2 separate regions of the Homo sapiens genome follow, and region 1 is linked to region 2. Evidence: chromatin loops called from intact Hi-C (ENCODE). Cell type or tissue: PC-3. All regions are shown on one strand. Links, peaks and the distances in the headings refer to the core of each region. The heading gives the core; the rest is flanking DNA.

The links. Peaks named below come from ENCODE experiments on the same cell type or tissue, not always from the same donor. Only the 100,000 strongest peaks of a DNase experiment are listed, where the experiment ranks them.
Region 1: a loop joins it to region 2, with 2.9 times the contacts of the local background. A loop is called at or near these places in 8 of 110 quality-filtered maps.

Annotation. Positions count from the first base shown.
Region 1 is chr3:172,033,741-172,036,599 of GRCh38, forward strand. No RefSeq gene overlaps it. Among named protein-coding and RNA genes, the nearest start is that of FNDC3B, 4.4 kb to the right of the region's middle. RefSeq lists an enhancer at 2,535-2,594. In PC-3, for the core only: CTCF peaks have their summits at 1,546 (motif pointing right) and 1,747; no DNase peak of the experiment used is centred there.
Region 2 is chr3:171,948,895-171,951,816 of GRCh38, forward strand. All of the region lies in intron 1 of LOC105374217 (a long non-coding RNA gene), which reads left to right. Among named protein-coding and RNA genes, the nearest start is that of TMEM212-AS1, 50 kb to the left of the region's middle. In PC-3, for the core only: no CTCF peak of the experiment used is centred there; a DNase peak (open chromatin) is centred at 1,707; H3K27ac peaks cover 1,320 bases.

The DNA of each region.
Region 1 (2,859 bases), core at 360-2,859, 85 kb after region 2:
ACCCATCTCCAACATTGGTGATCAAATTTCAATGTGAGGTTTGGGGGACAAACATCCAAACTATAGCAGTGGGCAAGAGTGGTGACAATGACTGTGAGGAAAGTAAGATCCAATCCTGCCCTGCGGTGGTACGGCTTAAGGTAATTCAGTGTGATAGACAGATTTTTTTTTTTTTTTTTTTTTTTTTTTGAGATGCAGTCTCGCTCTGTCGCCCAGGCTGGAGTGCAGTGGTGCCATCTTGGCTCACTACAACCTCTGCCTCCTGGGTTCAAGTGATTCTCCTGCCTCAGCCGCCCCAGTAGCTGGGATTACAGGCGCCCGCCACCATGCCCGGCTAATTTTTGTATTTTTTAGTAGAGATGGAGTTTCACCATGTTGGCCAGGCTGGTCTCGAACTCCTGGCCTCAGGTGATCCACGCACCTTGGCCTCCCAAAGTGCTGGGATTACAGGCATGAGCCACCGCACCCAGATTCATAGCTTTTTAAATAACTTTGCCACAAGAGAAAAATTACTGGTGATATGTCTTTGTCCTTGTCTTGTTTTATGTTTTTGTTAATGACTTAAATGGCAACATGGAAAGCATGCTTCATACTCATCAATATCACAAAACTGTGGAAGGTTGCTTGATAATAGACTCAATGTCCAAAAAGTACTCGTTGGCTGGGATGTAAAAATGAAACTTACAAATAAAATTTAATAAAATTATATATTCAACCAGTTAACTAATTAATGTCAGTTAAGATTAAATCAATTGCATATCTAATTTATGCCCAGCTTCTCATGGAAGAAGAAGCATGAGCTAACAGAATGAGGAGGCTGCTAAGAAATTTAACAAAATATTAAACCGTAATAGTAGAAGCGTTTTGTCCAAACTGAAGCAGGAAAAGATAACACTCTTTGTAGCTGTAGTCTTTTCATGCCTGAAATATTATGAGTGAAATCTGGATACCCAACTGTATCAGTCAGTTCTCGTACTGCTATAAAGAAATGCCTGAGACTGGGTAATTTATAAAGAAAAGAGGTTTAATTGGCTCACAGTTCCTCAGGCTGTACAGAAAGCCTAGTGGCATCTGCTTCTGGGGAAGCCTCGGGGAGCTTTTAATCATGGCAGAAGGTAAAGCAGGAGCAGGCGTCCTACACGGCTGAAGCAGGACCTAGAGAGAGGGGGAAGGTGCAACCAGATCTCCTGAGAATTCACTCACTATGCAGTACCAAGGGGGGACGGTGCTAAACCATTCATGAGAACTCCGCCCCCATGAGCCAATCACCTCCTACCAGGACCCACCTCCAGCACTGGGGATTACATTTCAACATGAGATTTGGGTGGGGACACAGATCCAAACCATATCACAAACTTTCAGAGATGCTGAACAGGTAGGCCCTCAGAGGTGGTAGGAAAGAAGGATGAAGAGAGATCTTTGACGAGTTCGGCATGTCAGGGACGTTTATTCAGGAAAAGAGAATCTCTAGGGAGCAAATGCCAGGCATGTTCAGTTCATTGGAAGGGAGGTCATGTGGAAGGTGAGTGTTGTTATTTTGTCTGCCTCCAGAGGGCAGAAATAAAACCAGTGGGAGAAAGTTGTAAGGAGGCAGTTTCAGAAGACCTGGGTTAGAACTACAGTTGTTGATAATAAGCTGTCTCCACAGGAATAGGTTTTCCTTTCCCTGGTGCTGTTCAGACTGAGGCTGGGTCCTTAGTTGTAATTGACATGGGAGCCAAGATTTCTGCTTTGGGAGGGACAGTGGGAGTCTATCAACCTGTGATTTTTAAGAGCCCTGTCAATCATTCAGCTTCTACCTGAATAGTTCTGGTAACTGTGGGACAGATCTCTTTGTTTAAAATGTGTTTTTCTTTAAATAAAACATTGAGCTAAAATTTGCTTATCTTGCCTTGAACAATAGAAAAGGCGGCAAAACCACAGATGTGACTGGTGAAGTTGTTGGAGAAATGTGCTTCACTGAAGTGGCAGTGTTGCTTTTAAAACAAGATGAATTGGCTTTTGGTCAGTGTTCATATTGAAGCTGGTGTCAGATATGGCTCAGGACATTAGAATAAGTAGTAGATGCAAAGAGTTAATGCCTTCTATTTAGGGTCAAGAGTATTATTATTATTATTATTATTTTTGAGATGGAAGTTTGCTCTTGTTGCCCAGGCTGGAGTGCAATGGTGCCATCTCAGCTCACTGCAACCTCTGCCTCCTGGGCTCAAATGATTCTCCTGCCTCAGCCTCCCAAATAGCTGGGATTACAGGTGTCTGCCATCATACCAGGCTAATTTTTGTATTTTTTTTTTTTTTTAAGTAGAGATTGTGTTTCACCATGCTGGCCAGGCTAATCTCGAACTCCTGACCTCAGGTGATCCGCCTGCCTCAGCCTCCCAAAGTGCTGAGATTACAGGCATGAGCCACCATGCCTGGTGGTCAAGAGCAGTTTTTAAGAGTAGGGGCAGAACTGAGCCTGCCTTGGGAACCTAGCAACTCGAGCTATAGGGAGAAGAAGGACATTGAAACTGAGAATGCAGCTGGGTCTTGTAGATATTACGTGTTACTAGTCATAGTGATCTTTGAGAGAGAGTTTCAAATTTAAACATTTTAGACTACAGAAGTGTTCAGAAAAGTTGAATTGTTTGAGACCTTTTCAATGCTAGCTTCAATACTTTCATTCTTTCCTGTGTACTACTGTTGCATTTTTTGATATAAATTATTTGAGATGAAGAAGTATGACTAAGAATCTTTTTAAAATTTGGACTCAGCCTACATTGCATAGGTGGTAGAAGGGTTTAAGAGTCTCTATATTTTGTTATAGGCCTTAACTTCTAGGCATCTTCATTTGGATGTTAACTTTTGTATTTGAGCAAA
Region 2 (2,922 bases), core at 154-2,653:
GAGTAATTTAAGCAAACTTGCCTTTCTCAAGAGCTTCAGATATCCACATAATGGAAGTGTGTATGCCTTCCCTGATTAAAACAACTGTTTTTGTGGCACCTTATGGTGCACCTCTTTTTCTTTTTTCTTTTTTTTTTTTTTTTTTGAGACAGAGTTTCACTCTTGTTGCCCAGGCTAGAGTGCAATGGCGCGATTTCGGCTCACTGCAATCTCCGCCTCCCGGGCTCAAGCGATCAGCCTCCGAAGTAGCTGAGATTACAGGCATATGCCACCACATCTGGCTAATTTTGTATTTTTAGTAGAGACGGTGTTTCACCACGTTGGTCAGGCTGGTCTCGAACTCCTGACCTCAAGTGATCCACCCACCTCGGCCTCCCAAAGTGCTGAGCTTACAGGCATGAGCCACCACACCTGGCTGGTGCACCTCTTTTCTAAATATGAAGCCAGGAGTGCAATATTCGCTTGGGTAACTTGTCTATTGCATTCAATACCTATCATGATCTGACAAAAATACCTGATTTCTTGAAACCAAGTACTACGAAGATTATATTTTGTAACAATACTGACCCTATAACCTTTATTTCCTTTTTTACTCAGTTTATTTCCCATCTATTTTGTCATCAATAATTGAATAACTTAATAAATAAAGTAGATTATCCAGACCTCAATAAATGTACATAACAAAACAAATTGTGCTGAGGACTACCCAGCTGTAACAAGCTATGTTTCTTATTAAGGGAAGAGCCACAGGTGGTGACAACTGAATCTAAGACTAAATACAGTGTGTTTTTAGAATCTGATGGAACCAGTGGTGTGCTGGTAAATGTTTAACAACTAGCTCTCTAAAGAAAGAAAAGAGCCCTGATTTATGGTGTTTGTTGATTTTCATGGTATACATACTCCCACCACAGCCATTTTCAAGCCGACAACATGAAATCAGAGTTGGAAAGAAATGCTACACTTGGCTCTCAGGACTCAATAGGAGCTAATCCCATCATATCACTTGGTAAAAGATTCACAAAATGGGGTCTCCTTTTCACAAAACTGCTAAAAATAAATTCGAAGTCTGATCTAATATAACGATTTACATACAGAAGAAAGGAATTCTGTGACAGATGTTGATATATAAAGCCCTCATAAAACAATAGGGATGGCATTTCAAAGGCTTTTGGAAAATAGGAAGTTCAAGACAACAGCTTTGGTGACAGAGGTGGATGTTACCATTATTTTCCTTCTTCCAGATGTCATCTAACGTATAATTTTTTTGAATTAACATTCATAAATCTTAAAAAGTAAAAATCTTTTACTTCAAATCTTAAAAAGTAAAAAAATGTGTTATTCAATATTATCAGGGAATAAGTATTTTACAGAAGCAATTTTTTTAACAAGTTCAATCCTCTGATCAAAAAATGTTTAAATATTTTTCTAATCATATCACACAAAATTTTAGGGAAAATGTAACAATTCTCTGACTTACACAATGCATAATGGATGTCATTACATTACTGGTTCTTCTTTTAGGACATTAAAAAAGATTTTGGACTGGTCTGTAAAACACTGCAGTGCACTGAGGAACTATTTAAATAAATTGAGCTGTGGGAGGCCCCCCTTCCCACTGTTGTGTTCTTGAGTATTTAGGTTGGCTTTTTATATTTCTCCCTTCCTTTCATCCTTTCTGCCTGCTGTGAGCTGTCACTTGCTGTCTGAGTCACAGCCTCTGGCTATTTCACTGCCTCCTCCCATTTCTAATTTGCTGCTTCTAACCTGCCAAGGGCTAGGAAACAAAGCAGTTAGCCCACCTTCTTTGCCTTATGTATAAGACAGACTCAGAGAGAGGGCCTTGGAGGCTTTCCTATGAGGAAAGGGCAACGATTTAAGTCCATCAAAGTTGACATCTAGTTTCCCATTGGAACTTAATCTGTACATTTCCTAAAACAAAGAAAACATACTAGTGTGCCCATGATCCTATGCAGTTGAACTTGGGGCTGAGATCTATATTGTTCACAAATTGACTAAGATATTACAATCGTCTCTCATCTTACAATACTTTGAAATATTGAGTGACTTTTTTCCTATCTCAGGACATCTCCAAGAATAGACTTGTCCCACTAATTAGAGTTGGATTCCTGACATGAAATCTGTTACCTTTGCTTCCTTCTATTCAGGGTTGTCTACTGCCTCTGACTTGTCATCTATAGTCACACAGAGAAAGACAACTCTGCTTAATAATTTGAGATCTCTCTGTCTCAGTCTTTTTCCCCACTTAGGTAAAATTTACATACAGAAATGCACACATCCTAAGTATACAATTTAATGAATTTTGATCAATGTACACACCTAAATATTCATCACTCCAATCATGATATAAACTTTTTTTTTTCTCAGATGGAGTCTTTCTTTGTCTCCCAGTCTGGGGTGCAGTGGCACGATCTAGTGGCACGATCACTGCAACCTCTGCCTCCTGGGTTCAAGTGATTCTCCTACCTCAGCCTTCCAAGTAGCTGGGACTACAAGCATGTACCACCATGCCCAGCTAATTTTTGTATTTTTAGTAGAGATAGGGTTTCACCATGTTGGCCAGGCTGGTCTTGAACTCTTGACCTCAGATCACCTCAAGTGATCTGCCCACCTCAGCCTCCCTCCCAAAGGGCTGGGATTACAGGTGTGAGCCACTGCACCCAGCCATGATAAAAACATTCTATCTATCAACCGAGAAAGTTCTCTGTGCCCCTTCCAGTCACTTTCCACCTCTCACAGGCAATCACTGTTCTAAACCTGTTCTCTGAATTTTGCCTCTGGTTTTTCTGGCTCAACATACAGTTTTTGGGATTTAGCCATCTTGTTCTTTGGATCAATGGTTCATTCCTTTTTATTGCTAAATACTTATCCAGTGTATAACATACCACAATTTGCATATCCATT